Regions from separate parts of the Homo sapiens genome. Here regions 2, 3, 4, 5 and 6 are each linked to region 1. The links are chromatin contacts, found by Hi-C or POLR2A ChIA-PET in ENCODE. All regions are on one chromosome and are shown on one strand. The core of a region is the stretch at or near the end of the contact, and the rest is flanking DNA. Distances in the headings are between cores, read along the strand shown.

Evidence for each region. A loop is a pair of places that touch in the nucleus more often than their neighbours do. ChIA-PET counts read pairs that join two places held with the same protein, here RNA polymerase II (POLR2A). Pooled maps may share reads with other maps.
Region 2: a map of CD8-positive, alpha-beta T cell shows a loop between it and region 1 (6-fold over the local background). The contact joins the promoter of POU6F1 here to the promoter of LARP4 in region 1. A Hi-C loop is called at or near these places in 1 of 168 maps with a recorded cell type or tissue (CD8-positive, alpha-beta T cell) and 6 of 50 pooled maps. POLR2A ChIA-PET finds 5 or more read pairs at or near these places in 5 of 52 experiments (BJ, PC-9, Panc1 and 2 more).
Region 3: a loop to region 1 is called in a map of ascending aorta, with 3 times the contacts of the local background. The contact joins the promoter of PRPF40B here to the promoter of LARP4 in region 1. A Hi-C loop is called at or near these places in 1 of 168 maps with a recorded cell type or tissue (ascending aorta), 1 of 37 single-sample maps with no recorded cell type and 8 of 50 pooled maps. POLR2A ChIA-PET finds 5 or more read pairs at or near these places in 1 of 52 experiments (OCI-LY7).
Region 4: a pooled map shows a loop between it and region 1 (12-fold over the local background). The contact joins the promoter of TFCP2 here to the promoter of LARP4 in region 1. A Hi-C loop is called at or near these places in 2 of 37 single-sample maps with no recorded cell type and 9 of 50 pooled maps. POLR2A ChIA-PET finds 5 or more read pairs at or near these places in 1 of 52 experiments (activated T-cell).
Region 5: a loop to region 1 is called in a pooled map, with 3 times the contacts of the local background. The contact joins the enhancer-like site here to the promoter of LARP4 in region 1. A Hi-C loop is called at or near these places in 2 of 50 pooled maps. POLR2A ChIA-PET finds 5 or more read pairs at or near these places in 3 of 52 experiments (GM10248, activated naive CD4-positive, alpha-beta T cell and naive thymus-derived CD8-positive, alpha-beta T cell).
Region 6: a pooled map shows a loop between it and region 1 (10-fold over the local background). The contact joins the promoter of TMBIM6 here to the promoter of LARP4 in region 1. A Hi-C loop is called at or near these places in 1 of 37 single-sample maps with no recorded cell type and 12 of 50 pooled maps. POLR2A ChIA-PET finds 5 or more read pairs at or near these places in 1 of 52 experiments (CD4-positive, alpha-beta T cell).

The regions. Positions count from the first base shown.
Region 1 is chr12:50,397,843-50,402,889 of GRCh38, reverse strand. LARP4 (La ribonucleoprotein 4) reads right to left here and starts at 2,005. Exons shown (of 16, transcript NM_052879.5): 1 at 1,862-2,005. The coding sequence starts at 1,879.
Region 2 is chr12:51,215,535-51,220,581 of GRCh38, reverse strand. POU6F1 (POU class 6 homeobox 1) reads left to right here and starts at 2,520. Exons shown (of 11, transcript NM_001330422.2): 1 at 2,520-2,940. RefSeq lists silencers at 60-239, 2,347-2,496, 2,697-2,856, 3,087-3,346 and an enhancer at 2,137-2,196.
Region 3 is chr12:49,621,450-49,626,496 of GRCh38, reverse strand. PRPF40B (pre-mRNA processing factor 40B) reads right to left here and starts at 2,936. Exons shown (of 26, transcript NM_001031698.3): 1 at 2,904-2,936. The coding sequence starts at 2,906. It also overlaps a transcript of FAM186B not described here. RefSeq lists silencers at 2,721-3,220, 4,081-4,130 and an enhancer at 3,801-3,890.
Region 4 is chr12:51,171,013-51,176,059 of GRCh38, reverse strand. TFCP2 (transcription factor CP2) reads left to right here and starts at 2,925. Exons shown (of 15, transcript NM_005653.5): 1 at 2,925-3,759. The coding sequence starts at 3,638. It overlaps LOC124902933 (a long non-coding RNA gene), which reads right to left and starts at 1,505. Exons shown (of 2, transcript XR_007063307.1): 1 at 1,377-1,505. RefSeq lists enhancers at 2,603-2,652, 2,745-3,492, 3,593-3,642.
Region 5 is chr12:49,660,757-49,665,803 of GRCh38, reverse strand. FMNL3 (formin like 3) reads left to right here. Exons shown (of 26, transcript NM_175736.5): 5 at 3,755-3,838. Among named protein-coding and RNA genes, the nearest start is that of PRPF40B, 40 kb to the right of the region's middle. RefSeq lists enhancers at 2,245-2,404, 1,978-2,916. Within about 2 kb of position 2,648, at least 32 of the 41 ENCODE cell types and tissues checked have a DNase peak (open chromatin) inside an H3K27ac peak, as active enhancers do.
Region 6 is chr12:49,739,647-49,744,693 of GRCh38, reverse strand. TMBIM6 (transmembrane BAX inhibitor motif containing 6) reads right to left here and starts at 3,137. Exons shown (of 10, transcript NM_003217.3): 1 at 3,083-3,137. RefSeq lists enhancers at 2,881-3,200, 2,821-3,512, 3,441-3,570.

The sequences.
Region 1 (5,047 bases), core at 756-3,255:
TCACAAAGAAAATGATTAATGGAGATACAACTTTTAAACACTAGTTTGGCGAGAGATACGATAGAATTTGTCTAACCTGGGGAGTCGGACAGGCCTGAATTGCTAACATCCCGTCCATGATTTGACATCAGCATGACCTGGATCTAAATCCCAGTTAAACTACTTTACTTTTACTAAGTAAAGTTACTTTAACCTCTGGGGCTCGGTTTTGTCATCTGTAAAACATATTAAGTATCGCTTTAGAGACAGGAGAAGACCTAGTTTAAACAATAAATGGAGCTGTTATTAAAACTTACATTTTAATAAAGCCAAAGGAATCAATTTGGAAGTCAAAAGTATATTGTGGAGTTCCTGTCAATATAAACTTCACAATCTTTCTTCTGCCCAGCAAAACACACACTTAAAACCTGTGGTATTTACATAGCATAACATTCCTTAAAAAAACTGGCTGGCACTGGCTTAAAATCTTATCTGATTTCTTATTCTGCCTAAGGAAAACAACAATGAGGACAGAAAACAGTAAACAGAATGAGTTCAGTAATTTTAAGTCTTTTCATGATTTCCCCGGAATGTTCCAATGAATGTTTATTATGAATGTTAGATACACTCTAATGTAGCAGTCTTTTAAAAAACTAATTTAAAGATATCAAGCTTATCGGCGACACAATATCAGTTAGTTTAAAGAGAAAAAAAAACCGTAAAATCATTTATTTACTTTATGCTGGAATATTACGGAGTAAGATTTTCCCACAACCCGGAAAAAAAAATCTGCCATAGGCTGGCCCCGGCTCCTAGATTCATTATACAACCCGTAAATTCCTTCCCTCATTGAAAAGATTCTTCTTATGGGCATAGTTAACAAATGCCAAGTTGCGAAGTTGCAGCTTTGCTGGTTTGACGTTTTCACAATGTAAGAACAATATGATCTGGAATCTACTCAAAGCATTAGCCAGGCAGTCAGCTGACGCTCACTGCACACAAGAGGACAGAATTAAGGGAAATTAAATTTCGTATTTCTGTAAGGCAGGTATCCAACTCTATCTTGAAAACTAAAATAGGCCAACAGCAGACGTTCTAGTTTAAGTAATAAAAGTGTCTCATTGTTCAAATAACATTACAAAAAACGGCTTTTCCCGGAATAAGTTTCCCTCATTCTTGGAATTTTCCTTGTAAAGGGCTTTTAATCGGTTCATAGAACCAACCCTTCATCACGCAGCTGCTGCTTGAGTAACTTTTACAAAAGGTCAAAGCGGTGCCTTTCAAGGCTTCCAAACCCTACTGGCTTCTCCTCGATTCAAAGTAACTCGCTTTCACCCACAGAACGTTCCAGAGACCTAGGGACGGGGCCCGGGCAGAATTTGGTGGAAGTTGCTCAAAAGAACTTTTCAATTTTCTTTTCAAAATACTTACCGCATTTCACCTTTCTCCATCCGTGGCCCCACATGTTGCTCGCCTCCCTCCCAGAGGGGCCCCGCGAGGCCGCGCTCGGCCCCCGGAACGCGCCCACCTGATTACCCTCTCCTCCCTCAGACTCCGCCCCCCAACCCCCCAATGCTGCCTCCTTTAGGAGGTCCATATGGGACACTTTCCCCTTCCTCTGAACCTCACCGCCACACCAGAACAGCCCTCCGTTTTTCTCCTTCAATTCTTCTCCACTACGGGCCTCACCTCCCATAGCTTCCTAGAGTGTTGTGAGCGCGCAGAGGGAAGCTGCAGGCCTGCTCGGCCCAGGTGCTGTGTCAGCCTATCTGCCGGTTCCGCGGCGTGTACGGCCCGGAAAGTCACATGGCGGTGGGACCGGCCGGCGCCTCTACACTCCTGCTCTCCTAAGAGCAGGACGAGACTAGCATAATGCACTCACCTCCACGAAAAGCAACATGTCGTCCTCTGCTCAGCCCAATCGTTCCCGCCGCCGCAACTCCAACTGGCTCACAGGCCCGCGCCCCAATTGCTAGGATAAGGACACACACTCGCCTTGCCCCTCCACCCGGCAGTGGACCCGGCTCCTCCCCTGCCGTCAGCCGCTGCGGCCTGACCCGCCCAGTCCCACCTCCCTTGAAACAACAACTGCTTCCGGGTCTAGGGAAAAATTGTTTCCGGGAGAAAAGAGAGCCCTCGGCGCGCTCAACTTTTGCACTATCTTTTCCAGCAGCAGTGTGGGATGTACTATCATCTGTCGGGGGGAACGATTAGAAGGAGACGCCATTCTGTGGCACGGGGATGTGTAAAAATCGTAATGACACATTTTATCACTTGTCAGATAGCTACACAGCACTGATAATTCCGCAGTTTTCATAGTTCACAATCTAGATTTGATTTTTAAAGCCGACCTTGGCGAAGTGTACTGAACAAACCAACCCTGCCGAAAAGTGGTGGCTCACAGAAGAAAAGTAGACAAGAAAAAAAAAACAAAAAACTATGATACTAGCAAATATGTTAATAGCAGCTAATGTATATTAAATGCTTACATTGTGTTTGGCACTATACTAAGCATTTTATGTTAATTGATCTTAAAACAATTCTATGCAATAAACACTATTATTATCATCCCCATTTTACAGTTGAAGAAGCCCTCTAGGAGGTCGGGTTTCCCTTTAAAGAACTTTGCCCCAGGCTCATTTGAATTAATTACCCATGTCACCGCTTAATATACCAGTAATAACACTTAATCTGGACAGTGTCTTCTTTGACGTTCTGTCATTAATTCAAACGAAATACAATAAAAACAAAATTTTTAAAATTATCTATAATTTTTGTTAGATGGTCCAAATTCCTTATTGTCTTTAGCAATATGTAGTAGGATAGATCGCTCCCACTTGTATGTCCTAGTTCAAACACTCATCTTTTGAAATAATCATGTCTTGGCTGGGAAGGGTGGCTCACGCCTATAATCCCAGCAATTTGGAAAGCTGAGGCGGGCGGATCACTTGCGGTCGGGAGTTCAAGACCAGCCTGGCCAACATGGTAAAACCCCATCTCTACTAAAAATACAAAAATTAGCCAAGTGTGGTGGTGCACACCTGTAATCCCAGCTACTCGGGAGGCTGAGGCAGGCGAATCGCTTAAACCCAGGAGGTGGAGTTAATAGTGAGCCAACATCGCGCCACTGCACTCCAGCCTGGGTGACAGAGTGAGACTCTGTCTCAAATATAGTAATAATAATAGTAACGAATAAAAATTGGCCGGACACCGTGGCTCACGCCTGTAATTCTAGCACTTTGGGAGGCCGAGGCGGGTGGATTGCCTTAGCTCAGGAGTTCAAGACCAGCCTGGGCAACATGGTGAAATGCCATCTCTAGTAAAATACAAAAAATTAGCCAGGCATGGCAGTGTGTGCCTGTAGTCCCAGCTACGTGGGAGGCTGAGGCAGGAGAATTGCTAGAACCTGGGAGGCAGAGGTTGCAGTGAGCCAAGATCACGCCACTGCACTCAAGCCTGGGTGACAGAGTGTGACTCTGTCTCTAAAAAATAATAATAATAAATAAAAATGAAATAATCATGTCTTGATCTTTTCCAATGGATTTTTCCATTCTATTATTTAAAAAATCTTCCCAAAGTGAAGGTTTCATTTTCACCAAACCACTGTTACTTGATTTCAAGACTTTGCCATTCTGATCTCATGAAATCCTCCTTGCTTTGCCGCAAATGGAATCTCCTCAGATACCAAATTAATTCCACCACCAAATTGCTGATATCTGTTATCTCAGGCCCACCCTAATGTGGTCCTCAGTAAATTCCCGTGAAGTCATCTCAGTGATTAAACCAATCTCCTTACTTTCCCCCTAAGATGCAAACTCATTAGCACTCACCGCCAAAGCCATGGCTCAAGGTGTTGCCCCTACCTGGATTGCCTCCATTTGTCAATCAACCTTCTCTCTCCATAAGGTTTTCTCAAAGATTCTGCTTCTACAGATCTCTTCTTCGTGTCCCTTATTAGCACTTGATTATTATATTCTATCTTAAATCTTTTCTTTTTTGTTTTAGTTTCTTCACAGGAACCCTATCATATATTCTTCAGTTTAGGATAATGTAAGCTGCATAGTGTTTCAACAAATGCTTGTCGAATTGAAAGGGAAGCAGGATTTAAAAATTGACTTTAAGAAGCCTTCATGGCCAGGCGTGGTGGCTCATGGCTGTAATCCCAGCACTTTGGGAGGCCACGAGGTCAGGAGATCGAGACTGTCCTGGCAAACACGGTGAAACTCTTTCTCTACTAAAAATACAAAAAATTAGCCGGGCGTGGTGGTGGGCGCCTGTAGTCCCAGCTACTTGGGAGGCTGAGGCAGGAGAATGGCGTGAACCTGGGAGGCGGAGCTTGCAGTGAGCCTAGATCGTGCCTCTGCACTCCAGCCTGGGTGACAGAGTGAGATTTTGTCTCAAAGAAAAGCCTTCATGTCTAGTTGCTGATTGATGAATTCCATGCTGCATAAAAGATGCAAGTGAGAGAGAAAGAATAATGCAAATTTAGTTTAGTTGACAACTAAACTTTGGGAGGCCGAGGTGAGTGAATCACTTGAGGAGTTTGAGACCAGCCTGGCCAACACAGTGAAACCCTATATCTACCAAAAATATAAAAAATTAGCCAGGTGTAGGCCGAGTGCAGTGGCTCACACCTGTAATCTCAGCACTTTGGGAGGCCAAGGCATGCAGATCACGAGGTCAGGAGATCGAGACCATCCTGGCTAACATGGTGAAACCCCGTCTCTACTAAAAAATACAAAAAACTAGCCGGGTGTGGTGGCGGGCGCCTGTAGTCCCAGCTACTCGGGAGGCTGAGGCAGGAGAATGGAGCAAACCTGGGAGGCGGAGCTTGCAGTGAGCCGAGATCATGCCACTGCACTCCAGCCTGGGCCACAGGCGAGATTCCGTCTCAAAAAAAAAAAAAAAAAAAATTAGCCAGGTGTGGTGGCGCATGCCTGTAATCCCAGCTACTCGGGAGGCTGAGGTAGAAGAATCGTTTGAACCTGGGAGGCAGAGGTTACAGTCTGCTGAGATGGCACTACTACACTCCAGCCTGGACAACAGAGTGAGACTCTGCCTCAAAAAA
Region 2 (5,047 bases), core at 1,271-3,770, 820 kb before region 1:
AAAAAAGAAAAAAAAAATTAGCTGGGCGTGATGGCACGCACCTGCAGTCCCAGCTACTTGGGAGGCTGAGGCAGGAGAACCACTTGAACCCGAGAGGCGGAGGTTGCAGTGAGCCGAGATCACACCACTGCACTCCAGCCTGGGCGACAGAGCAAGACTCCGTCTCAAAAAAAAAAATTTTGTTGAGTGACAGAAGCCAAACACAAAAGATTGCATATTGTCTGATTCCATTTATGAGAAGTTCAAGAATCAGCTCAAGTAATCAATCTATGGTGACAGAAATCAGAATAATGGTTACTTTGGGAATTTATGGCCGGTGAAGGTACATAAGGGAATCCTCAGGTCTTGGAAAGGCTCTATATCTTGTTTTGGGTGGGGATTACATGGATATATATATGTGTGTGAGTATATACATGTATATATAGACATGTATATATGTATACACGTATCTATACACGTGTATATATGTATACACACACACGTACATATGTATACACACACATACACGTACATATGTACACACACATATACACGTACATATGTATACACACATATACACGTACATATGTATACACACATATACACGTACATATGTATACACACATACACGTACATATGTATACACACACATACACGTACATATGTATACACACACATACATACACGTACATATGTATACACACATACATACACGTACATATGTATACACACATACATACACGTACATATGTATATACATGTAAAAATTTATCAAGGTATACACATACTGTGTACATGTTATGCCCCAATAAACACAGAAACAAAAAGTAATATATGCTCATCAAATATTTAAGCAATGCAGAAGTGTATACAACATAAAGAAAACCGTGATTAACATTTTTATGTATGTCTCCCTGAACTCCTCTGATCACATCCATATTTCTTTCTTCAAACTGTCGCTGATATCCATGCTATCCAAAGCCTTTGATCTATGTGTAGCACCAAACCAAGTGACATAAATGAAAAGTTTCAACCTTCATGTGACAAAGTTCAGCAGCAATACTGAGCCCCTCCTTCACATAAAGAGTAGTGGGAAATACAAACATGAGTAAGTCACAACCAGTGCTCTCAAAGAATTCACAGTCCAGGGAGAGAAACTACAGGGACTACCGGCCAAACAAAAACCCCAAGAACTGTAATATCAAGCCACGCAGTAGAGTTTCACAGGGCCATTAAAACGAGTTCAAACTATTGTACAAGGAATGACACCTTACAGTTGTATAGAGCTTGCAGCTTTCAGTTTTTTCACATACAGGCTCACAAACTTAACCCTATGAAGTAGTCATTATAAATGTCATTATAAATATTATCCTTGTTTTATAAGTAATGAAGAAGTTAAATTACTTGCCTGGACGGCTAGTGGAAGAGTTGGGACTAAAACCTAAGTATTCTGACTCCTAATACATTGGTTACTCATAAATCCGCCGCCAGCAGTACCTGCTCACTTCCAGATGGAAACAGCAAGCTGATAACAGCCTAGTCCACTGGCCAGGTTAACGACGAGGCCGGGCCATTCAATGCCCTTCCACCACGAGGCCTTACGGAGCAGTCCCGGGGAGGACTGAGGCCTCCAACTGCATTCTCACACTGCCTCTAACCCATCTACCTCTAGCTATCCTCAGACCACCAAATATCGGGAGAGGGTGGGAGGGGGAACAGCCTAGGATGACAGCAGGTGGCCTCAGTATTGGGATCCACATTCACTGGATTTACAGAGCCTCCTTCCTTCCCAGTTCTTCTCTCCATTCCCACGCTTCCACTTTGGTCTTCCAACTTTTTCCTCTTTCAGTTGTCCACCACTTCTCCAATCTGCTTTCCCTCAGCCACCCACATCCACCCCTTTTCTGGTCCCCTCTCTACCTTAAGAAGCTGCTAGAGGTTTTTCACCATTCCACTGAACTTTGTCTTTCTGTTCACATTTCCTTGTCTACTTGGACAAGAAGGCCGGAAATCTGCTTTTAGACAACACAGCCCACGGCCGCCACCGGGTGAGAGACCTGGGACCCTTCGCTGCTTTGGCGCTGGGGCACAGCTGTTCAGAGGTTCTCCACGTTGGCTGAGCGATGTCTGAGTTCCCCCGCCTTTCTAGGGAGGGAGGGATAGACATAAACTTGACTTTCAACATTGAGGACAGTTGACTACCTAGAGGAAAGGCGGTGGCCGGGAGTCACCGCCCCAACCCTCAGCTGAAGGCCATGTGGCATGGAGGGTCCGGACTCCAGCTCCTACTCTGGCACCTTCCGAAATGAAACCACCTCCGCGGCACCTCGGAGGGGCTGAGTAACCAGACCCACTGACCGTCCATCCCTGTCCCGGGAGAGAGCCTCCGGGACCTCCCGCTCGGCCAGGGCCAGAGGGTCCCCTCCCCACCCCCACCCCTCGCTCCTGGCTCCCGTGCTCCCCTCCCTTCCCTGACCGCCCTCCCAGCCCGCCGCCCCCGGCGGCTGGCGCGGGCGGTGCAGCATGCGGCAAAGCTCTTTGCATAAATTATGCTCATGACGCAGCAGCTAAAAAAATCCAAGTAGCAGAAGGAGGGAAAAAAGGGGGGGAGGGAAAAGGGGGGGGTCGTGGAAGGGGGAACGAAGAAAAATATATACCTGACCGCCCCCCCACCCGGCTTCCCCTTCCCGCTTCCCGGCCGTCCCCTCTCCGCCCGGCTTAGCCTGCGGAGCCCCCTTCGGCTCTGCCCAGCCCAGGCTGGGGGCCTGGGGGCGGCGGCGGGTCCCGACCAGCTCCCGGGCCGAGCCGAGCCCAGCCAAGCCGCACTGGCTTCTTTGTCTGCGGGCGGCGGCCGCCGTGGCCCCGGCCCCGGCCCCGGCCCCCTGGCCCGGGCTGTGAGATGAATCTCTAATCGGTGGCCGCCAGACACCCGCGGCGAAGGCGGCTCGGGCTCGGGCTCCGGTAAGTAGCGGGGTCCGGGGCGGGGAGGGGTTTGCACGGAGGGGGAGGGGGCCGGGCAGGGGAGGTTTCGGGTTTGGTTAATATGCAATGCCCGTAATTAGCATAATTTATATATTTATGATAAAGAGAAAAAAAGCCGCGGGGCCGGGGCGGCGGGATGCTGGGCCGGGGCGGCGGGGAGCTGCGGGAGCGGGACAGCGCGCGGTTGCCCAGCTGGGGCTAGACACCCGGGGGCCGCGCCCTCGCCCGCCCGCGGGCCGCTCTGGACCTGGAGCGGAGGGGGCGGCCGCCAGGTGGACCCGGTGGGGAACCCCGACCTGGCCCCTCCCCGTTTCTGCCCCTGGAGCCCTTGTGGGGTGCGGACCACAGGGGACGCTCTGTACACAGAACCAGTGGCGACCAGAAGCGGATCCTTGCCTCTCTGGAGAACACGGACGCCTGGGTTCCCGGCGGTTAGGGCCAGCTGGGGCGGCCAGGGTGACCTGTCACGGTTCTCCCGAATGAACAAACTCCGGGACGACCGGTGGGACCCGGGGGTAGGGACCCAGGCGTTGCTGGAAGGGTGGGTCAGTGATGGGAGGGCCACCTTCTAGCAGAGCATGAGCACTTCATAAATATTTAATATCGATATTATTATTAATAAATAGTCATAATAATGGGCCCGATGCAGGCTCCCTGGGCAGGCTCACCTGGCAAGGCCAAGGGAGCTCCCAGCATACCCTCTAACCTCCACTTTCGCGGCAGAATACCCCACTCAGCCCGACTGGAAGCCTAAAACCTTCACAGAATAGCCTCTGCGGCTGGGCAGGGGGAAATCAGAAGAGTTCGGGAAGCATTCCTGGGCCAAAGAAAAGAGGCTCTTTGCAGAGATTTTTAACCTCATCTGCCCTTCCCAAATTCCTTGTTCCAAAAGTAGAGGGCTGGTCTTCAATTGTTCATATACATGTGTCCCATGCCCCTTATTTAGCAATCTAAGGCAGCCACCATTGACTGGCAGAGGCCTTCTGAGGAATAATTCCATATATTCCATTTTCATTCAAGTCCTGGTCCTCAAAGTGATACTTCTGTGACCTGGTACTCCGCTTATCTGCTGTAGAACTTCATTTCTTCATTAGTTCAACAAAAATACCCACTCAGTGCCATGCTCTGAACAATTCAGACAAAACTTCTATCATGGAGTTTTTATTCTGGGGGTGGACAAGTAGATGCTAAACATTAAAACTAACAAGGTAATACCATAGAGTGATTGTGTGTCAGTGTGTGTGTATGTAGCCATTTATTCTGTTTTGTTCCTGGAAGTACTAGCTGGCAGTTAAGAAAAGTGACTCAGAAAAAATTTGCTCCTGTAAGGTTTTTCTGCATTTTGAAGGAACTTGGGATAAGCTCATATTCTTGTCCCCAAGATTTACTCACCATAAAATTATCAGAGTAATCTTTTACATTTTCTTTTTTTTGAGACAGAGTCTAGCTGATTTTTTTGTATCTTAGTAGAGATGGGGTTTCACCGTGTTGCCCAGGCTGGTCTCGAACTCCTTAGCTCAGGCAATCCAACCGTCTTGGCCTCCCAAAGTGCTGGGATTACAGGCGTGAGCCACCGTGCCTGGCCATCTTTTACATTTTTAAAATGCTTTATAATTTAAAACATTTTTATATGCATGCTTTACTTCAGTTCAAAATAATAGCAATGATAATAACAAACATATATATAGTGTTTGCTTCATGCTAGGCCCTGTTTTAAGTGCCTTCCATAAATATTATCAATTTAATCCTCACAATAACCCATGAGGTGGTTACTATAATTTGGTTCCATTTTGGATAAGGAAACGGAGGCTTATAGGGATTACCTCTAGTAGAAGCAGTACTCAAGCTGGGTCTTCTGCCTTTAAACCTGCCTTTGACCCCTCATGTCAAAATGAGGGTTCATGAGGCAGAAGAGAGAGTGGGATGCAGGAGAAACTGGCCACAGGAGGAAGGCTTGGAATGAGAAATTAGACGGGCGCTTTAGGAAGGGGCCAGTGTGGTCTGGGTTCTCCAGAACCCAATACTACACCTTGGAAATCTCTCTTTTTTTTTTTTTTTTTTTTTTGAGACAGGGTTTCACTCTGTC
Region 3 (5,047 bases), core at 1,687-4,186, 780 kb after region 1:
ACCCTTATGACTATCCCACACACATACACACACTCCTACCTGTGTCCCTTCAGGATAAATGATGCACTACTTTGCAGAGTGACATGCTACTCTGTGAATGTTTGCTGGGTGTTTCATGTGGGACTGCTTGTCTCCCACTCATGTGGGGATTTCCCTACATTCAGGGATTGAGTTTTCTCCTTTTATACCTCCCCCAAGTGTTTAGTCAGGGCCCTGCACACAAAGTGCTGTGATAAAATGCAGTCTCATCTCTAACCTTATTAGATTTTTGCATACTGGAATATCCTAAAATGCACTTTGAAAACAGTGTATACACGTGTGCATATGTACATCTGTATAAATTCTCTGACATACAGGCTGTGACAGAGAGAGGTAGCTTGGCAGAAGTCTTTGTGGCTTGGAAAAAGGAAATTGGATTGAAATGTTGGCATGAGAAAACCTAATAAAGCTAACTGTATACAGTCATCTTCAACTTGGGATGAAGACCTCTGGCCAGGATTCAGACACTGGCCTATTCTGGACAGTTCCCCACAGAGGACAGAACAATGGAATAAACATAAACTACTACAGAACTTCCAAAGCCCTTCCTTCGCTGAGCTTCCCGTGTTGTGTCCCTGCTTTCCTGAAACACCCCGTCCCTCTCCTACCTGCTGCAGTGCCATAAAACTTTGGGTCTTATTTTATTTCTGGGTGAGAATATGAAGACATTAACTAGTGACAGGGAAGGATATAGAAATGGTTGCTGAAAGAGAAGCAGATCCTGTGTCTTCCCTGGAACAAAAACACATTTGTGGGCTGAGAGATGATGAAGAGACACTTGATCATCTGATCATCATATGTTCACCTGGGCCAGTGAGGGGCCACCCCTTTCCCACCACCAAAGATGCAATCAATACTTCTGGGACTTCACATCTAAGGGGCATCTCAGAACTTAGCACTCAGAAGAATAAAAGGAGAAAAGGACAAGAATGGAGAGGCAGTAGGAAAAAAAACAGAAAGAGGGAATGATAACAGCTAATAGCTAATATTTACTGAGCACTTATTATGAGCCAGATACTGTGTCAAACACTCATTTAATCCTGGCAACCATCTCAGAGGTTATTATTCCCATTTTACAGATAAAGAAACTGAGGTTCAGAGATTAAGTAACCTGACCAAGGTTCCAAGACATTAAATGGGAGAGGCAGGTTTGGAATCCAAGCAGTCTGACTCCAAAGCCTGTGCTTTCAACCAGTTCACAAAGCTGCCTCCCAGCAAGGATGATGGCGCCACAGATGATACTGCTTACATTCAGATACATTTCCTTTTTTCTTTTTTAACCCCAATCCTTACACAATCCAGAAATCCTCAGCGAGCCAGGTGTTCCCAAGGTCTGCTTGGTCTGACTCATTCCCACTTCCTGAAGATGAAGGCTGGGAGGCACATCTCTCAGAAAGTGGTAGCCATCATCAAAAAAAAGGCTGAGAGACCAGCTGGTTACCCTGTGATCTACCTGCGGCCCTTCTTCAGCTGCCCCAAACAGCACCTGCCCTTCCGTTTCAAAGACCATCCTAGTTTCCAACTTTCCTGGACCAGCCCTACTCTTCCTCTTGCTCCCCAAAGATCTGCCTTACTAGAAAGTATCTTCCTGTTGCTTTTTTTTTTTTTTTTTGAGACAGAGCTTCGCTCTTGTTGCCCAGACTGGAGTGCAATGGCGCGATCTCAGCTCACCACAACCTCTGCCTCCCGGGTTCAAGTGATTCTTCTGCCTCAGCCTCCAGAGTAGCTGGGATTACAGGCATGGGCCACCACGCCTAATTTTGTATTTTTAGTAAAGACAGGGTTTCTCCATGTTGGTCAGGCTGGTCTCCAACTCCTGACCTCAGGTGATTCGCCCGCCTCGGCCTCCCAAAGTGCTGGGATTACAGGCATGAGCCACCGCGCCCGGCCCCTGTTGCTTCTTTCTGATCCTGCCATCTCATCACTCTCCCTCTGAAGAAGCGAATGTTACTTTTGGTCTCCATCATTGTGGAGTTAGGTTTCAACCTCCTCCTCTCCTTAGAGTTCTTCCATCCCTCCAACAGGATAAGGCTAGCCAGCCCCAGCCCGGCAGGCTTTCTGTCTACCATCCCCCCGCACCCGTGGGGATTTCTCCAGCCCCAGCCCAAGGCCTCGCCTCCATCTTCATCCTTTCCTTTGCTTCCCTACCAAACCCATTCTCCTAAACTTCCTCCTCAAAAACCTATTCATTTAGACCCTGGAAGAGATCTGGGATTTAATTTTCATGCATTTCCTTTTTAAAAAAATTGATGGGAAATCTGAGGCCCAAAGAAAGGTAGTGACTTGCCCAAGGTCACACAGAGTCGTTAGTTTGTTGATGGCCTGGGCTGGGAGCCCCTTTCTTCAGAGGCCCCCTCTCCACCTCAGGAGACAAGCTCTTGCAAATGCAGGAAGGTGAAGCAGGGAGTCCCCAAGTGGTCTGAGGAGCACCCAGGCTTCCAAAGGGAACGGGCGCTGGGGCTGGGGGAAGGGCATGTCGCACACCAAATATCCCAGGAGGGGAAACTGGTCCCCACCTGTCCCCTGGTCCCCTCAGTCCCCTCATCTCCGCCCTCTCTCTTCTTTCCCGATCTTTCTCCGCGAACCCACCCCCACCTCTCCCAATCCCACTCTTCACCCAGTCCCGCCACTCTCGCACCTTTCGCCCCCGGCCAGGCTCCATCATGGCCTCCCCCGCCCCTTCGCCCCCAGTCCCCGCCCCCATCCCCCCTCCCGGGCTCTCTTCCCTCACCCTTGGCCTCCCTCGCCCTCCCCGGGGTCCCAGCTATCCCCAGCGGCCTCCCCGCCCCATCGGCCACGGCCCGGGCCGCAGGGGGCGCTGTGGGACCGCCCCGAGCCCCTCCACCCCCGCGCGGGGATGTTACCATGCCAGAGCCTCCGAGCAGCTGGGCCGGCTCAGCCCACCCGCCAGTAAGAGCCGCTCTGATTGGCCAGGCCGCAGCCGGGAGGGCGGGGCCGGCGGGGGGTCGCACCCCTTCGTGGCCGGGGCTCCGGTGGCTCCCGCCGGCGAGCGGGGCCCCAACCGGCCCGGTGTGTTCGGTCCCGGCCCCGCCCCCCCGGCACGGAGAACCAGGCCCCGCCCCCGCGCCGCCGCGTCCCGGGTCCGCCCCCCGGGGGGCGGGGCACGCCTGCTCCCGCCTCTGACTGACGGTCGGGGGCCGGCGCCTCTGCCTCTCCCCGCTGCCTGCGTCCTGGCTTCGCAGTCGCCGGCGCTCCAGGAGCCGAAGCGTTCACGCAGTGTGTAGGGTGCCTTTGCGCTGCACAGCGAATTTAATTTGCTGTGTAGCTCTTTTACAGTACTTTTAAGTTAGTTAACTCCAGAACTATTTGTTGAGCACCTGTGAGGTGGCAGGGTCTGTCTCAGGGACTGAGCACACAGCAGCTTGGAAAAAAAAAAAAAAAAAGACAAATCCCCGAAATCACGCCCTTGTGGGGCGTACACGTGCTTCTCGCGTGACCCTGAAGTTCACTTTTGGGACCTGGCTCCCACTGAGCGCTGAACTCATGAGAGCAGGGCCCACTCTTTGACAGAAGTTAAAAATGTGAGGTACATGCTTGCTGTGCGGCTGAGGAAACTGTAACCTGGAGCTCTGCGGGGAATGCGCTGAAGGCCTTGGGGCTGGAGAGTGACAGGCCCCAGGCACACGGGTGCAGAAAGGCGCTGACCGCCAGCCTGCAAAGCCCCGCAAAAGGCGCTTCCTGTTCCCTTTATTCCCCCCTCACCTGAGCCGGGACTCGCGTGATGCCGTGCTAGGTTCCTGAGAGCCAAAGAACTCCGGAGAGGTAGAAAAACTCCTGACACGAAGAGTTAGAGGTGACACCTGGGAGGAAAAGGAAGTGGGATTCACCCTTGTGGGCTGCTGTAGAGAGAAAATGCTTTGTGGTTTAATCAAAATGATACCCACATGGTCTCAAATGAAGGCCCAGCTCTGCGGTTTTCTTTTCTTATTTGAGGCAGCGTATTGATCTGTCACCCAGGCTGGAGTGCAGTGGCACAATCAGGGTTCACTGCAGCCTCAGCCTCCTGGTCTCAACCGGTCCTTCTCCCTCAGCCTCCGAGTAGCTGGGACTACAGGCGTGTGCCACAACGCCCGGCTAATTTTGTAACTTTTTGGAGACGACGTCTCCCTGTACTGCCCACGCTGGGTCCTGTGGTTTTCAAACTTTTGGGGGAGGTGGGGTGAGGAGACTGGCGCGCGGCCCGCAGCCGCCGCCGCGGCAGGAGAGGGGAATGGAGGGGGCGGGCGGGGGGAGGAGGACGGACCACCGGCGGCCTCTCCACCGCTCCCACCTTCCCCCGGGGGCTGCCGCGATGCCAGCGCAGCTGGGGCGATTTTCAAACTATTATTGAGATCTCTAAGTATAGCAGAAGTGGTCCAGAGGTTCCGTGAACTTTCATGAATTGCATTTTTATTTTTTAAATGCTTTTCTTTTCTTTAATGAAATATTTCTTAGAACATGTACACACATATAGAATCGAATAATTGTACCAGATTTGTTAAGACAAACAGCAGAGCCCTGCCCCCATCGTCTTCCCCTCTCTGGAGGCAACGTTTTCACCTCTTTTAGCTGTTTCTTCTGGCATTTACCTTCACATCTCCGGCCTTCCCCCAGCTGCAGCCCTCCCCACAGGGCAAGGGGTCCAAGGGGATTTGCCCATGCAAAGCACACTTGCCCAGGATTAGACCATATTCTGAATACCTAGGACCCTGGAATTCCCTGCCCAGCTTCCTCCTTGGGTCTGTCCTCCCCAGGGAGACCTTCTGTTTTTTCCTGCACAAACTTTTATTTTTCCTGGAATTAATAATCTTGTTTTTTAAAATCATTTATTTTCTATGTATTTCTCACAAACTCTACCTCAAATTCTTCCCCCAGTTGCTTAAATTTCCTCTCAGAATATCTAGATATAGCAGAGAATTCTCTCCATTTCATCTTCTTGAAGACATCACTGCTGGAGACTGCTGACCTTCTCCAATCTGACTGTTCATCCCCTCACCTTGCTGCACAT
Region 4 (5,047 bases), core at 1,676-4,175, 770 kb before region 1:
CTTGAACCCAGGAGGCAGAGGTTGCAGATCGCACCACTGACTACAGCCTGGCAACACAGCGCGACTCAGTCTCAAAGGGCATAGTGGTGTGCACCTGTAGTCCCAGCTACTTGGGAGGCAGAGGCAAGAGGATTGCTTGAGCCCAGGAGTTTAAGGTTACAGTGAGCTATGATCAGGCCACTGCACTCCAGTCTGGGTGACAGAGGGAGACCCTGTCTCTAAAAGAAACAAAAAAATCCCAAGCCCATAACATACTATACAATGTAAATTAATGTTATTAAAATAGGATAACAAAATCAACCCAATCTTAACAGAGAAGCAGAAGTGTACTACCAGTGGGAGACTGGAGATAACATTTATTGAATCATTACTATTTTTGCGGCATTTTGGTACCTTATTTAATACTCACAACAGGCTGGGCGCGGTGGCTCACGCTTGTAATCCCAGCATTTTGGGAGGCCGAGGCGGGCGGATCACGAGGTCAGGAGATGGAGACCACGGTGAAACCCCATCTCTACTAAAAATATTAAAAAAATTAGCTGGGCATGGTGGCGGGCGCCTGTAATCCCAGCTACTCGGAGAGGCTGAGGCAGGAGAATGGTGTGAACCCGGGAGGCGGAGCTTGCAGTGAGCTGAGATCGCGCCACTGCACTCCAGCACTCCAGCCTGGGTGACAGAGCGAGACTCCGTCTCAAAAAAAAAATACTCACAACAATTTTAGGGGGAGGTATTATTTTCACTAATTTATGCATTAAAATACTGAGGCTCAGAGATGTAAAGTTACTTGCCTGAGATTACACAGCTAGAGATGGAGCTGATGGTCAAACAAGGCATGGCTCTATCTAAGAGAGGTTTAAAAATACCCTAAGTACAATGCTGGTTTACAAAGGATTTTGACCACCGGGCACGGTGGCTCACGCCTGTAATCCCAGCACTTTGGGAGGCTGCGCCAGGTGGATCATTTGAGGTCAGTTCAGAACCAGCCTGGCCAACATGGTGAAACCCCGTCGCTACTAAAAATACAAAAATTAGCCGGGTGTGGTGGTACACACCTGTAATCCCAGCTACTCGGGAGGCTGAGGCAGGAGAATTGCTTGAACCTGGGAGATGGAGGTTGCAGTGAGCTGAGATTGCGCCACTGCACTCCAGCCTGTTCGAGAGACCAAGACTCTATCTCAAAAACAAAAACAAAACCCAAAAACTTTGAGCCCTCAGATCTCCATGTGACATCTCTCTTTTTGTCTATGAGCCCAGGACCCATTCCTTTATCCACAGTCACACATTTTGAGATAGAACTGGCTCATGGGAAGAAAAGATGGCTTAAAGAGATACTGAATGTCTCCAGAATGAGCTAAGACTTTGATCCTAGGGCTTACCAAGGTAAGACGGCAGGTTTAAGCCTGGAGCCTTCAGAGAGATGCCTGTGGCTGAAACACCCCATACCAGCACAACATGTTGCCATCTTCATGTCAACTTCTCTCTTTTTCTTGGTTCTCTTATTCCTTTTTCATTCCTTTTTAAATTCAATAAACATGTTTAAAAGTCCTGTTGAAAGCAGGAACTATAGTAGGAGATATTTAGAACGCAAGCCTGAAAAAGACCTATTCCTTATTCTTTAGATCAATCTAGTGAGAGAGGCAGATATATACAAAAGTATAAGTCAAGGCAGATTTTAAAAAATTCAGCAACGGAATACAACAATGAACCAAGACTTTCACATAAAGGCAATGTCTTGTAACGAAAAATGCCAGGCTTTGGAATCAGCTCTGAAGCTGGCATGTCAATTTAGCTCCGGCCAATTTAAGGGCTTAGCCTTGGTTTCTTACTGATAAAATAAGAGTCATTAAATTTAGCTTTATAATTCTAATTCCAAGATCGCTTTGAGGACTACTCATAGTGTAATAAAGTTCCTAGCAGTAGTTGATACTTAATAAACAATGGCCATTATTACTCAATCCTCAAAGGAGGAAGGTGGAGCAGATAAAGTTACTCCCACTCCCGTTTACAAACGAGGAAGCTAAATCTGTGACATTAAGCAATTGTTCTGAAGACACCAAAGTAGCAAATGAAGACGCCAGCCTAAACTCTGATTTTCAGATCTTTTAAATTCCAACACCCCATACCAGCACAACAACCTTTTAAAAACCACTGTTTTTTTTTTTTTTTTTTTTTTTTTTTTTTTTTTTTTTGAGACGGAGTTTCACTTTTGTTGCCCAGGCTGGAGTGCAATGGCGCGATCTCGGCTCACTGCAACCTCCGCCTCCTGGGTTCAAGAGATTCTCCTGCCTCAGCCTCCCGAGTAGCTGGGATTACAGGCCCGCGCCACCACACCTAGCTAATTTTTGTATTTTTAGTAGAGACGGGGTTTCTCCATGTTGGTCAGGCTGGTCTTGAACTCCCGACCTCAGGTGATCCGCCCGCCTCGGCCTCCCAAAGTGCTGGGATTACAGGCGTGAGCCACCGCGCCCGGCCTAAAAACCACATTTTTACTGATCTCATGCTTTTCTGTTCAAATGCATTAGAGAGGATGCCGAAGATAAAATGAATATACAGGGAAGTGGGACTTATGCAGGGTCTTGACCTCCGGAGAGGTGAGTTTAAGGAGACAGGAGTATGGGCAGGAGCAAGCGCACACACGTAAGGAGCGTTTGGGAAGCCGTCAAGAGTCCGCCAGGGGTGGAGTGGGTTCATAAGGCTAGAAGAAGGGCTCCTTCCATGGCTCAGGGTGACGACTTGATGGGTAGCGAATACCAGAACTCTGGTAACTACACGGATACACGTTTAAACCCGGACACTTGCACGCCGGGTCCTCCCCGTGATCGCCCAGCCCATCTCGGGGGCAGAGCCGTGGCGCAGCCCGCCTATCATCGCTGCCGAGACTGACGCGGTCTCTTCTTTATAGGCGAACGACAGCGTGACGTCATGTTCGCCGGGCAGGCGAGGAAAGAGGACGCCATGATTGGTTGGCGCTGGGGCGGCGGACGGTGGAAGGGCCTGGCGAGTCTAGGTTTTACGCCTGTGCTGGACTTTCTCCTTCCATGTTTCCAGGCCGTGGGGGGCTACAGAGGGCGAGAAGTCGGCTCAGCGGAAACCTGGATTTGGTTCTAAGCCGTGGGGTTGAGAAGGGGTGACCGGAAGTGATCGTGGGACTGACCGGAAGCGAGGCCTGGAGGGGAAAGAGAGAGCGAGACCTGGGAGGGAGGGGGCCTCCAGCAGAAAGGGGCGGGGGAAAAGGTGCAAAAGCAGCGTGGGAGCGCCGGGCTGGCTTCCTGCGGCTGCTGCTGGTCTGACTGGGAAGCAGCAAGCCACCACTACGAACTCTCAAGAGGAGTGGGAGTGCGGGAGTCCAGAGCTGCCTCTGGGAAGTCTGCAGTAGTTGAGCAAAGGGGTCCTCACGTTCCTGAGAGCTGGGCAGGGGGGATTTTGGAACCTGGGGCAGCCAAGAACGAGCAGCCAAGGGTACGGGAGATTAGTTGTGCACAGAGCAGTGCTGGTCGGGCTTGGGGGTGGCTGGTGGGCACTGCGTGGGAAACCTTGGTTTGTAGTTTTCTTGGTTTGCGTTACTCCTGTTGGGTAGAATTACCCTCCGCGCCTTTGTACAAGACACGGTGTCTCCTGGGGCAAGGAAGGAGCCAGGATGGCCTGGGCTCTGAAGCTGCCTCTGGCCGACGAAGTGATTGAATCCGGGTTGGTGCAGGACTTTGATGCTAGCCTGTCCGGGATCGGCCAGGAACTGGGTGCTGGTGCCTATAGCATGAGGTGAGTGAGATTTTCCCAGACCCTACACCTTCTGAATAACAAAGGCGGATAGACACTAAGAAAAGGGGTTGAGTGGGAAGGAGGTGTATAGAGTTTTAAAAAGCTGTTTACGATTGGGGAAAAGGGACTTGTTCTTTTGTCGCTTTGAGTAGTTAGTGTTGTGGAAGAAATGGAAAAAGCGATTGTAGGCGATATGAAGCCTGTGCAGAATCAGTGGAAGAAGGAAGTGGTCCCTGATTAGTAACCAGATGAATGTTGAGAGGCTTTTGTGCCAATGTGGGAGACTTGGGGACTGATGGTGTATGTGTGGGTAAGTCTGACGTTGTGTGAAGAAGGGTTACATATAGCATAGGAATGGTATCTAGGAAGTTGGGAAATTGGGAGCTGGTGCTTAATGATGAATATTGGTTCGTTTCTTGTTGGAAAGATATGGAAGTCCTTGATGAAGAAGTCCGTACAGCTCTATCTTACCACTAGCTTGCTTTAAGACTTTACTTAATTCTGGGATTTCTGACTTTTAAAACATAAGCTGTGAAATGAAAAAGTGACGAAGAAAACTTAAGATGCTTCTGGATCTTTATGTATCAAGCCAGTTGTTGATAACAGATGAAAAATCTCCTTTCGGCCGGGTGCGGTGGCTCACGCCTGTAATCCCAGCGCTTTGGGAGGCTGAGGCGGGCGGATCACTTGAGCTCAGGAGTTCGAGACCATCGTGGCCAACGTGGTGAAACCCCGTCTCTACTAAAAATACAAAAATTAGCCGGGTGTGGTGGCGCGGGCCTGTAATCCCAGCCACTCGGGAGGCTGAGGCAGGAGAATCGCTTGAACCCGGGAGGCGGAGGTTGCAGTGAGCAGAGATGGTGTCATTGCACTCCAGCCTGGGCAACAAAGTGAGACTCCATTTGAAAAACAAAGCAAAACAAAACAAAAACTCCTTTGAAAGCAACATTATTGCCTATATAACTTGTTGCATGCATTGGCTGCTTCATTCCTCCAGTATAGTTTATTTCATTTATAGATGTGTAAGAATCCTGTATGGAAATGTTGAAACAGCTGCATCTTAGGGGTAGATGGACTATAATTGGGTTTCCTAATGCATTATTAAGACTTAATCTAAATAAGTGAGTCAAGAGACTAGAACTTAACATTTTCATTGGGTTTATGAGTTCATAGGGGAAAGATGCTTTTTAGGGGGAAAGTAGATGCATTTTTCATTCTGATAATGAGATCTTTTAAGAGTTATATAAAGTTCCTTTATTCCTGCCAATTCAAAGTAGACTTACCTCAC
Region 5 (5,047 bases), core at 1,399-3,898, 740 kb after region 1:
CATCTGGCCCCAGGCTGCTGGCTGGGCACACAGGGTCTGGTGTCCTCTGAGGATGGTGTTCCTGTTCATCTTCCCTGCCATGGGGCAGAGTTGCCCCTTGAATGGCTTCTGGCTCCCCAGAGCTTTGGACTGGTTCTTTACTGGCTTTTCTACCCCCTCAGCTCTGCCAGCTGCTGACTAGATGTTTCTGGCAAGCTTGAGGCCTCTCCTGGGGTCCTCTGCCTGTGGCTTTGAGTGGAAGACATTCCCACAGCAGTTGAGACTGGAGTCTGCCTGTGGCCTGGTGCTGGGCCAAGCGAGGCTCAGAGAAGGCTGAGGGTGGGGAGAACATACTATATTGGGTAGCTGAGACCTAGTTCCCATTCGGTGACTATTTGGACTTTTTGGTGCCTGGAAGTTTATTTGCTTGTTTGGGAGAAGATAATCTTAGTTCATGAGCAGAAGCTTCCTTAAGCACCAGGAAAGATGTAAGGCACTGGGGGCAGGAGCTGAATGTTTTCTATATTCACAGACCCTGGTGTCCCCAACACATTGATAGGGCCCTTAGGAACTGTGTGAGTCTTTTTTTTTTTTTTCCAGTCCCTGAGTGGGAAACCAGGAATTGCTGAACAAGCAAAGAGCTAATGTGTAAGGTACAGTGAAAGAGGGTATTGGCCTCAGTGTTACGAAACTGTAATCAGCAAAGGTATATGCAAAGGTATATGAAAGTGAGAGAGAGAGAGAGAAAGTGTGTATATGTGTGCGTATGTGTGCTTATGCAAAAGGACAGTGAGGGACACGTGATGTAGAACTGCAGGCAGGGGTATAGACCTGATGGGAGGGCCTGGCACAAATGTCCAGTGCTTATGAGTGAGCAGTGGAGGCCCAGGTGGGGGTGGGGTGCCCAGGCTTCCTGACAGGGGGTTAGAGACAGCCAAATGACATCATTAGCCTTTCCCCTCCTGTTGTAGCAGCAGCCCTCATCCGCCCCCAGGGCAAGCCTTCCCAGGATTCTTTAGAGGGAGGGGACACCTGTGTGTAGCCAGCTGTAGCAGCAATCACAAGGGAAACAGCACAGGAGAGAACAGGAAAGGGATGGTTCCTGGCCTCAGTAACTGTGCTCTGGTGGCCAGAGTATGGCTTCTGTACCTCATCTGTGAATCAGACATTGAAAGTCAAGCTGCTGAGAAAGGTGTGGCCAAGCCTCTTCCTTTGTTTGGTCAGTCCTTCACTGACTTCACTGACTGAAGGACAAAGTGGCAGGGGCTGCTTAGTACCCCTGTGTGTGAGGGCAAGAAGGACACCGATGGCAACCCTGAGTGCTACCTGCCACCCTGAGCCCCCTACCACTCCGCATTCCTCCATAGGTCCCTTCTGTCCCTCTCAGCCCTTCTGTCTTCTTTTTGTTTATTTGTTTTTTAAGACAGGGTCTTGCTCTGTTGCCCAGGATAAAGTACAGTGACATGATCATGACTCACTGCAGCCTCAACTTCCAGGGCTCAAGTGATCCTCCTATCCCAGCCTCCCAAGTAGCTGGGAGCACAGGCACACACCCATGCCTGGCCATTTTATTTTATTTATTTATTTATATTTTGAGATGGAGTCTAGCTCTGTCGCCCAGGCGCCATCTTGGCTCACTGCAACCTCTGCCTCCCAGGCTCAAGCCATTCTGCCTCTGCCTTCCGAATAGCTGGGACTACAGGCGTGTACCACCACGCCCAGCTAATTTTTGTATTTTTAGTAGAGATGAGGTTTCACCATGTTGGTCAGGCGGTCTCAAACTCATGGGCTCAAGTGATCTGCCTGTCTTGGCCTTTCAAAGTGCTGGGATTACAGATGTGAGCCACCGTGCCTGGCCTGCCTGGCCACTTAAAAAAAAAAATTTAGTAGAGATAGTTGCCTAGGCTGGTCTTGAACTCCTAGGCTCAAGTGATCCTCCTTGAGGATCCCAAAGTGGAGCCACTAGTACCTAGCCTTGTTTTCTTGATTAAGTCTTGCTGTAGTCATCTGAGGATAGGGGTGTGCTTTTATTGGGAGAAGGCCACAGAGCAGTTTATGATAGTCCCTGCTGCCTGCCCCCTCTACCTGGTGCCTGCCCCTCTGGCTGCTGGCCAGGAGCTATGTCCAAAGCAGCGTGGTTCCCAGGCCTGGGGCCTCTTGGCAGTTGGCACACAAGTTAGAGGTCCTGGACCTGGTCCTTTGTTCCCAGGGAATAGCTCAGTGCCTGGCATTTTAGGCATGCCTGCCATCTGAACTGCGGCTTCTCTGGGTAGAGTTATGTGGAAGGACCAAGATCCTTCCTGGATTTCTGGGCAGGAAGAGTTTGTCAGATTGTGGGTGCTTCAGGGTGGCAGGAACCCAGGGCAAGGTGGGGAGAGGAGGATCCTGCTTTGGTCACAGCCTGATCAGCCCCAGGGCTTGCAGAAGTTGGGTGTGCAGGAGCAGCAGATGGGAACTCAGGTTCTGGAGAGGGATAGGCTGGGAAGTGGGATTCCAGAGCCTCTCCAGCTCCTCTTTCCCTGGTTTGTATTGGTTTCTGTGCCTTGCCTAAGCACCCTTTAACCTCTCCTCAAAGTGTCAAGATCCCGAAATAGCAGTATAGACTCAGACAGGAAATGAGAAGGGGGTGGGGAGCTGGAGAGCAGACAGACAGGAAACGGGAGGCCTGTTGGCCCCCAGAGAGGAAGCTAACTTCAGGCAGCTCCGGTGTCAGTCAGCTTCAGCCAGAGCCTGCTGCCTAATCTCAGCTGGGCCTGGTGTTGTAGCTCCAGAGTCTCTCTGTAGTTTGGGGTGTGGCTGGCCAACATGGCACTGGTTTTCCAGCTGTTGGGGAGAAAGGCCCCGCAGGGCAGTTTGGGAGGAGCTTTCCTATAAAGACCCCCAGAAATTCTGAAGGAGTAGAGCACTCTAGATTAGGGTTTCATCCTGAGCGTTTTATGTTTCTGCTATGGAATGAACCTGTCATATAACAGTTCCCTAGATTTGCCCTTGACTTTCATTCCAGGAATATCTCAGCCCAAAAGAACTGAAAGCAGAAGGGAAAATAATGCCCTGGGATATGGTCCTTAGGTGCTTTGTTGTCTACCTTCCTGGCTGAGGGGGACCCACGTACTCAGGTTGACTCTGAGTGGTCATAGACATCCTGGAGTTCCTTGAGTTCCTGTTCATCTCCCATGCTTTTTCTGGTTCTGCCAAACTCAACATGACTAAATACAGAACTTCTATACATCTCTGCTCACTGCTTTCTAAAACTCCTCTCCTTAAACTTAGTAGAGAGTGCTTTGCCCCAGGATGCCTCTGTTCCAGAGCTCTCCTTGACCCTTCCTGCTGGGGTCTTGACTGAGGCTTCAGTCAAGTTGGAGACTTGCTGGCTTCGGTCAAGCACAACTCTGCACACGGGCCTGTAGTAAATGCTCTTGATGCTTCCTAAATTCTTCCAACAAACACTGAGCAAGGACATGTGGAGGGATGCAGAAAATAATTGAGCCAGGGTCTGGCCCTTAAGGAGGGAGTACCTGAGAGCTTGTTTGTCTGAAGCACCTTCACGATAAAGCAAGTGGCATTAGAAGGGCCTGAACTTTCCCCATCCCTGACTTCCCTGCCTAGGGGAAGTCCATGACCGTGGATGGGTCTGTCATGGGTTTTGATCTTCAGAATTTTCTTAGCCTGGTGCTGGGTTCCAGGAGGAGGAGGTGTTGGGTCAGAGGCATGTCACCCCCCTCATCCTTGACCCACTTTTAGCAGACCCCTTCCACTGTGTTTCCTTTATCTGCAGGTGGGTGCGGGAATTTCTGAATGATGAAAACAAAGGCCTGGATGTACTGGTGGATTACCTGTCCTTTGCCCAGTGTTCTGTCATGTGAGTACCACCCCGGGGCTGAAGTTGGGGACCAGTTGGGGGAGGACATAGTTCCATTCTACTTTGATAAGGAAGGGTGAGAGTTCAACAATGAAGATGGAAATGGGAATCCTGGACAGGAAGGAGTAGCCCAAGCAGTGGTGTGGAAGTAGGCAGGCAAGCCCGGAGATGTCTGGGGATCAGTGAAGAATGGCACTTGGCTGGAGTAGAAGATAAGATGCATTTTGGAGAACAGGACAGAGAGATGGAAAGGGAGCTTGGAATCAGAACCCAAGGCATCCAAATGCCAAGCTGTGAGCAATCCAGGGAAATGTCCTGGCTTCTGGTAGAGATGCCTTGGTGGGATCCATTCATCTTTGCAGAGTTGAGTCTTCCAGAAGCAACTTTGGGTTTCCAGATGTGAGAAGGTTACTCCAGGTCATTGTTGAAGAACCCAGGAACAGTGAGTTCCTTTTGACCTGGATAGAAAAATGAAGTATTCAGGAGTCTTTTTCTAGCAGGCAGGGGGGCTTGGAGGCAGCCAGAAGTGAGTTAGCACAGAAAAGGCGGCCTGGTATAGTGGAAGGAATGAGAGCTCTTGAGTCAGACAAAGCTGGGTTTGGGTTTCAGTTCTGTTATTTACTATCTGTGTGACTTCAAAGCAAGTTTGTGTCTTCTTCTATGAAAGGAGATCCACATTCCAGGGTTGTTGTGAAAATTAGATGATAACGTGTGTTAAAGCACTTAGTATTATTTGGAACATACCGGGTCTGTATTGTGGTAGCAGATCTATTGTTAATTTCATTATTATTATTTAAAGTGGCATACCCTACCACAATTACCTGAATATATGAAATTACATAATAAACATAATGACCAACACATTTAGACTTACACCTAAGACAGGTCAGCCTTAGGGAGACCAATCTTCCCAGTTTGCCCATAACTTTCCCTAGTTTTCCCCAGCGTCCCAGGAAACTCCTCCATCCTAGGACTTAGCCCTGACATTTTTTTGAGACAGGGTCTTGCTCAGTTGCCCAGGCTGGAGTGCAGTGGCACGATCTTGGCTCACCACAGGCTTGACTTCCTGGGCTCAAGCAGTCTTCCTGCCTCAGTCCTGCCTCAGCCTTGCTGAGTAGCTGGGACCACAGGTGTATACCACCATGCTTAGCTAACTTTTTGTGTGTTTTTAGTAGGGACGGGGTTTCACCATGCTGCCCAGGCTGGCCT
Region 6 (5,047 bases), core at 1,888-4,387, 660 kb after region 1:
CCTGAGGGCAGAGCTTGCATCTGGTTCAGCTCAGCTATCCCCAAGATTTAAGCACTACAAAGTCTCTAGAGCAAATTTAGACCCTATTATCAGATCAAGAGTGCTGTAACCTCAAATCAACATTCCCCAGCTGGCTCAGAGTGGAACCTACCTCAAGGGGTCACTTAGGTAACCTTTAAGTCAAGGAGACAGCCTTTCTCTCCTTGGTCTCGAACACCATCTTTGGAAAACAAAATGTGTATAAAAACTACGAAGGGCTGCATGCAGTTTGGTTAGAAACTCTGGGGGAACAAAACAGAGTGGTAGAAGACATTTCTACCAGATTCTACAACCAGGTCAAAGTAGTAAAGGAAAAAAAATCAGAAGTTAGAGCATCAGAATATTCAATGGTTTCTCTAGAGAAAATTAATACCCTTGGGCAGTTTACGAAATAAAATGAAACTCGTCAGGCCAGCAGTAGTACCTTCTATACTAATACTCCTGACTATATTTATATAAAATTTATAACTTTTAAGGTGCTTTTATATATGTATCACCTTCAATCCTCACACATCAACCCACAAGGAAAGGGAAAGATTAGGCCCATTTTATACATCTTTTTTAAGTTCAAAAAGGCAATGTAATAGTGGCAAGAGGACAGGATTTGGTGTCACAAGTGCTGCCACTTTCTACTATATAACCTAGGAAAAATCATTTTACCTAAGGTTATTTCAGCTTCCTCATCTGTAAGATAACGATGATGATCAATACCTGCTCTACTGAATGCCAATAAGAAAATCTGTGTGAAATCAACGTAAAGTACTAAAACAAACATTAGTATTGATTTGACCAACATTAGAAAGTTAAATAGCAGAGCCAGAACCAGATTTGGGGTCTTCTGACCACTATAGTCTAGTGCTCTTTTTACTATTCCATCCTACAGTAGAAAAATAAGCTTTCATTTATATAAGCTTTCAAAAGTTTCAGCCATAGGTGAAAACAAATCTTTAAAACAAAAAAACCCTCCCAAAACATACATTGATTCCTATGACATTTTTCTGCATTTTCAGCATTTGTATAAAGAGCGCGAACTATATCTATAATCAGGGAAAATAACTTGAAAATGCTAAGTATCTAGATTAATTTTACCTTTTCTTATTCTTCAGGAGAGATGACTCTTTTTCTTTAGGAAAGGATTACACCTGTAATCCTAGCAATTTGGGAGGTCAAGGCGGGCGAATCGCTTGAGGTGTGGAGTTCGAGACCAGGCTGGACAACTTGGCAAAAGCCCGTCTCTACTAAAAATACAAAAATTAGCTGGGCATGGTGGTGCGCGCCTGTCATCTCAGCTGCTTAGGAGGCTGAGGCATGAGAATTGAATGCACCAGGGAGGCGGAGGTTGCAGTGAGCCGAGATTGCACCACTGCACTCCAGCTTGGGTAAGGGAGTGAGACTGTCTCAAAAAAAAAACATAATAATAATAATAAATAAATAAATCGCTTGAGTTCTGGAGTTGGTAAGCCTGGGCAACATGGTGATACCCCATCTCCACAAAAAATACAAAAATTAGCTGGAGCTGGTGACGTCCACCTGTGGTCCTAGCTACTCAGGAGGCTGGGGTGGATCACCTAAGCCAGGAGAGGTCAAGGTTCAAGTGAGCCATGACTGCGCCACTGCACTCTAGCCTGGGCGACAGTGAGACTCTGCCTCAAAAAAAAAAAAAAAAAAAAAGAGGAGGAAGGTACTAAACCATGTTTCCACAACCAGATAAATAACGGAAGAAGCAAACTATGGATCAAAAGTACAGATTGTATTTCTCAAGGGTTCAACTATTCTGTCCCTACTGGAGGAAAGTGGCGGCAGAGAATCTAAATGTCAACATATTCTTTAGGCCAGAACAAAAATATTAGACACAAAGAATAAGAAAACACCAAAGAGTGTAAATACAATAATTACAGAAAAAAGTGTGTATACGCAGGTCATAAGAAATGTGTTTATGCAATTCCGGTATCTTTCCAGAATTCAATTCTTAAACCACACATACAAAAGATAAACTGTAAATAAATATCAATAAGTAACTAGAAAAGTCCATTTGCCATTTATTTACCTTTGACCTTAAAATCCTTGTCTGTTTCAAGCACAGTCAGCCCTTCTACTGGGTTACACATTCACAAGTTGCTAGAACACAGTCTCAAGTTCATAGTGATTTTTGTTGTGGGGGTGGTCAATGAAAGGCTGATGACCCCAAGCAGCCCGGGCTGGCACCGGGTAGTAATTCTACACTCAGTAAATATACAAAGATACCAAAGCCTACTTGTTACCACAGGTCCAGCAAGTAGGCCCAAGATAAAAACTGCCCAACGACGCCCTTGCTGAGCAGACTTAGAAAGACGCCCACAAAACCTCAAGACCAAGCAAAGCAAAGCCACCTCACCTGCCCAAAGGTAACCAATCCGAAAAGAGCGGGGCCGCCCCGTGGGCCTGGAAGGCAGCCCCAGCCCCAGACTCCTCTCACTTCCCGCCTCTGCCGTTGGCTAAGTAACTGAGGAGCCTCGCGTGTCACAGAGGAGTGTGACATCACCCGCCCGCCAGGCCCTACCTCGAGTCTTGGCTCCGGGCCGCTCACCCAGGGTCAGCCCGACCAAAGGACCCGCCCGCAGCCGAACAGCAATCGGATGGGTGGAGTTTCGCGTTCCTTCACCTCGGAAGGACGTGCTCTGAATTCGAACGATCGAAGCTAGGCCAAGGGGCCCTGCGTCTACACTTAGTAGAGGAGAAGGAGCGGGAGAAAGGAAAAGGCGGGCTGAGAAGGGGCCTTCGCCAGCGCTCTGGGGCAGAATAGAGGCCTCGACACCCCCCAAAACCCCCGCAGACTCGCCTCCGCCCCACCCCCGCTTCAGCACTGTTGCGCACGCGCAGCACTAGTTCCCTAGCTTCCCTCCACACCCTGTTTTCCCGAGTCTGGTCTCCGAGCAGGGCCTCGTTCCTTCAGGGTGCCATCTGTCCGCAGAAGGAAGCTACTGCCACTCTTGCTCAGACAGTAACTGCTAACTCCCTTTCCATTTCTCACTCCCAGTTCGCCCAGTACTAGGTTCAGACGTACCTTCCTAACCCGCCTCTCCAAGGCCTACCAGCGCTTCTAACACCGGATGTGCTCTGACTCGCCCACTTCCGCTCCCGATCTTTTACCCGGCGTTCGCCTCTCGAGGGAAACCCCGCCCTGTGGTCCGCTTAAGACCAGTCCTCATTGGCCGTTGGCCGCACTCCTGCCTTTCCATTGGCTGTACGTGCATAAACAGCGGCTGCTTAGTTCAGAGGCCTGAGCTTGTCGATCAAGACTACTGGCCACCAACCGCCTCGAAGCAAAAGGTCTCCGCTTTCTTACCGTAGTAAGCCAGGGTCACGGTGCGCTGCTGCCTCTAGTGGAGAAAGTGAAAATGGGCCGGCCCCGCCCGGGACAGCCCGACGGCTTGTGAAGGGGTAGCGCTGCAGTCTTGGGATTCTGGCTTTAGTCTTGTCATGCAGTGTTAAAGGGGGAAAGCGATTCAGAGAACACATTAAAAAAAAAAAAAAAGCGCCCTCGCAAGGGGCGATTTACTGTGAAACTAGTGGAGCGTAAGCTTCAGAGCACCTTTGAAAACACTTCGATTTCTCTAGAGTATGCGAGAAGGAAATAGCAGGATTCCAGGAGGAAAACCAGAATTTAGGAAACCACTTTCTGGAAAGATAGAACAGTTCTTTTCAGTAAAGAATACAAATATCCAGGGTATGATTCTCAGTAGGCAAACCCAGGTATGCAATTAATAGAAGTTAATTTTCGGCTGGGCGTGGTGGCTTACGTCTGTAATCCCAGCACTTTGGGAGGCTGAGGTGGGCAGATCACTTGAGGCCAGGAGTTTGAGACCAGCCTGGCTAACATGGTAAAACCCCATCTCTATTAAAAATTTAAAAAATTAGCTGGGCGTGGTGGCGTGTGCCTGTAATCCCAACTACTCGGGAGGCTGAGGCAGGAGAATTGCTTGACCCTGGAGGTGAAGGTTGCAGTGAGCCGAGATGGTGCCACTGCACTCCAGCCTGGGAGACAGAGCGAGACCCCGTCTCAAAAAAACCAAAAAAGTTAATTTTCTATAATACAACCTAATTTTTGCTGTAGTGTAGCAGGACAAGCCGCAGACAAAACCCCTCAGACACCGAGTTAAAGCAGGAAGCGGTTTATTCCGCCAGGAGCATCGGCCAAGACTCCTGTCTCAAGAGCTGAGCTCCCTGAGTGAGCAATTCCTGTCCCTTTTAAGGCCTCACAACTCTAAAGGGATCCGCTTGAGAGGGTAGTGATCGATTGAGCAAGCATGCACCGGTAATTAGATCAGAACAGGACAGGGATTTTCACAGTGCTTTTCTATACAATGTCTGTAATCTATAGATAACATAACCGATTAGGTCAGGGGTCGATCTTTAACTACGAGGCCCAGGGTGTGGTGCCTGGCTGTCTGCTTGTGGATTTCATTTCTGCCTTTTAGTTTTTACTACTTCTTTCTTTGGAGGCAGAAATTGGGCATAAGACAATATGAGGGGTGGTCTCCTCCCTTATTCCCCCACTTTGAGACTCTCACTCATTTTATTAGTGGGAGTTCTCACCTTCATCTTCACTACCTATGTCTTCCTGCATGACAGATCGATAGTGATTTATGTAGTACACTTGTGCTGAAGCATTCTGGTGAACTAGAGTAGTGATGAAACCTTTTACCATTTGAATGAGTACAGATAGTAAATAAGGGATCAGTAAGCAGGCTATTACTACTATAATTTTTATTATAAGAGTTTTAAATCCTCCTAGCACTGGGAACCATTTTTAAACATAGCTTCAGGGTCAAATCCGTGTCACACTTGTACAGGCACATGTGCCAGTTTCGTCATGTCTTTAACTATATCTTCGACTACTTGCCTCTGATCATCTATGTGCAGGCAGCAATTGGTAAGGTTAAATTTTCCACAGACTTCTCCTCGAACTAAGATATTTACTCGACGATCCAGTCCAGCCCTGTCGATTCCTAAGGTCACACGCTCCCCT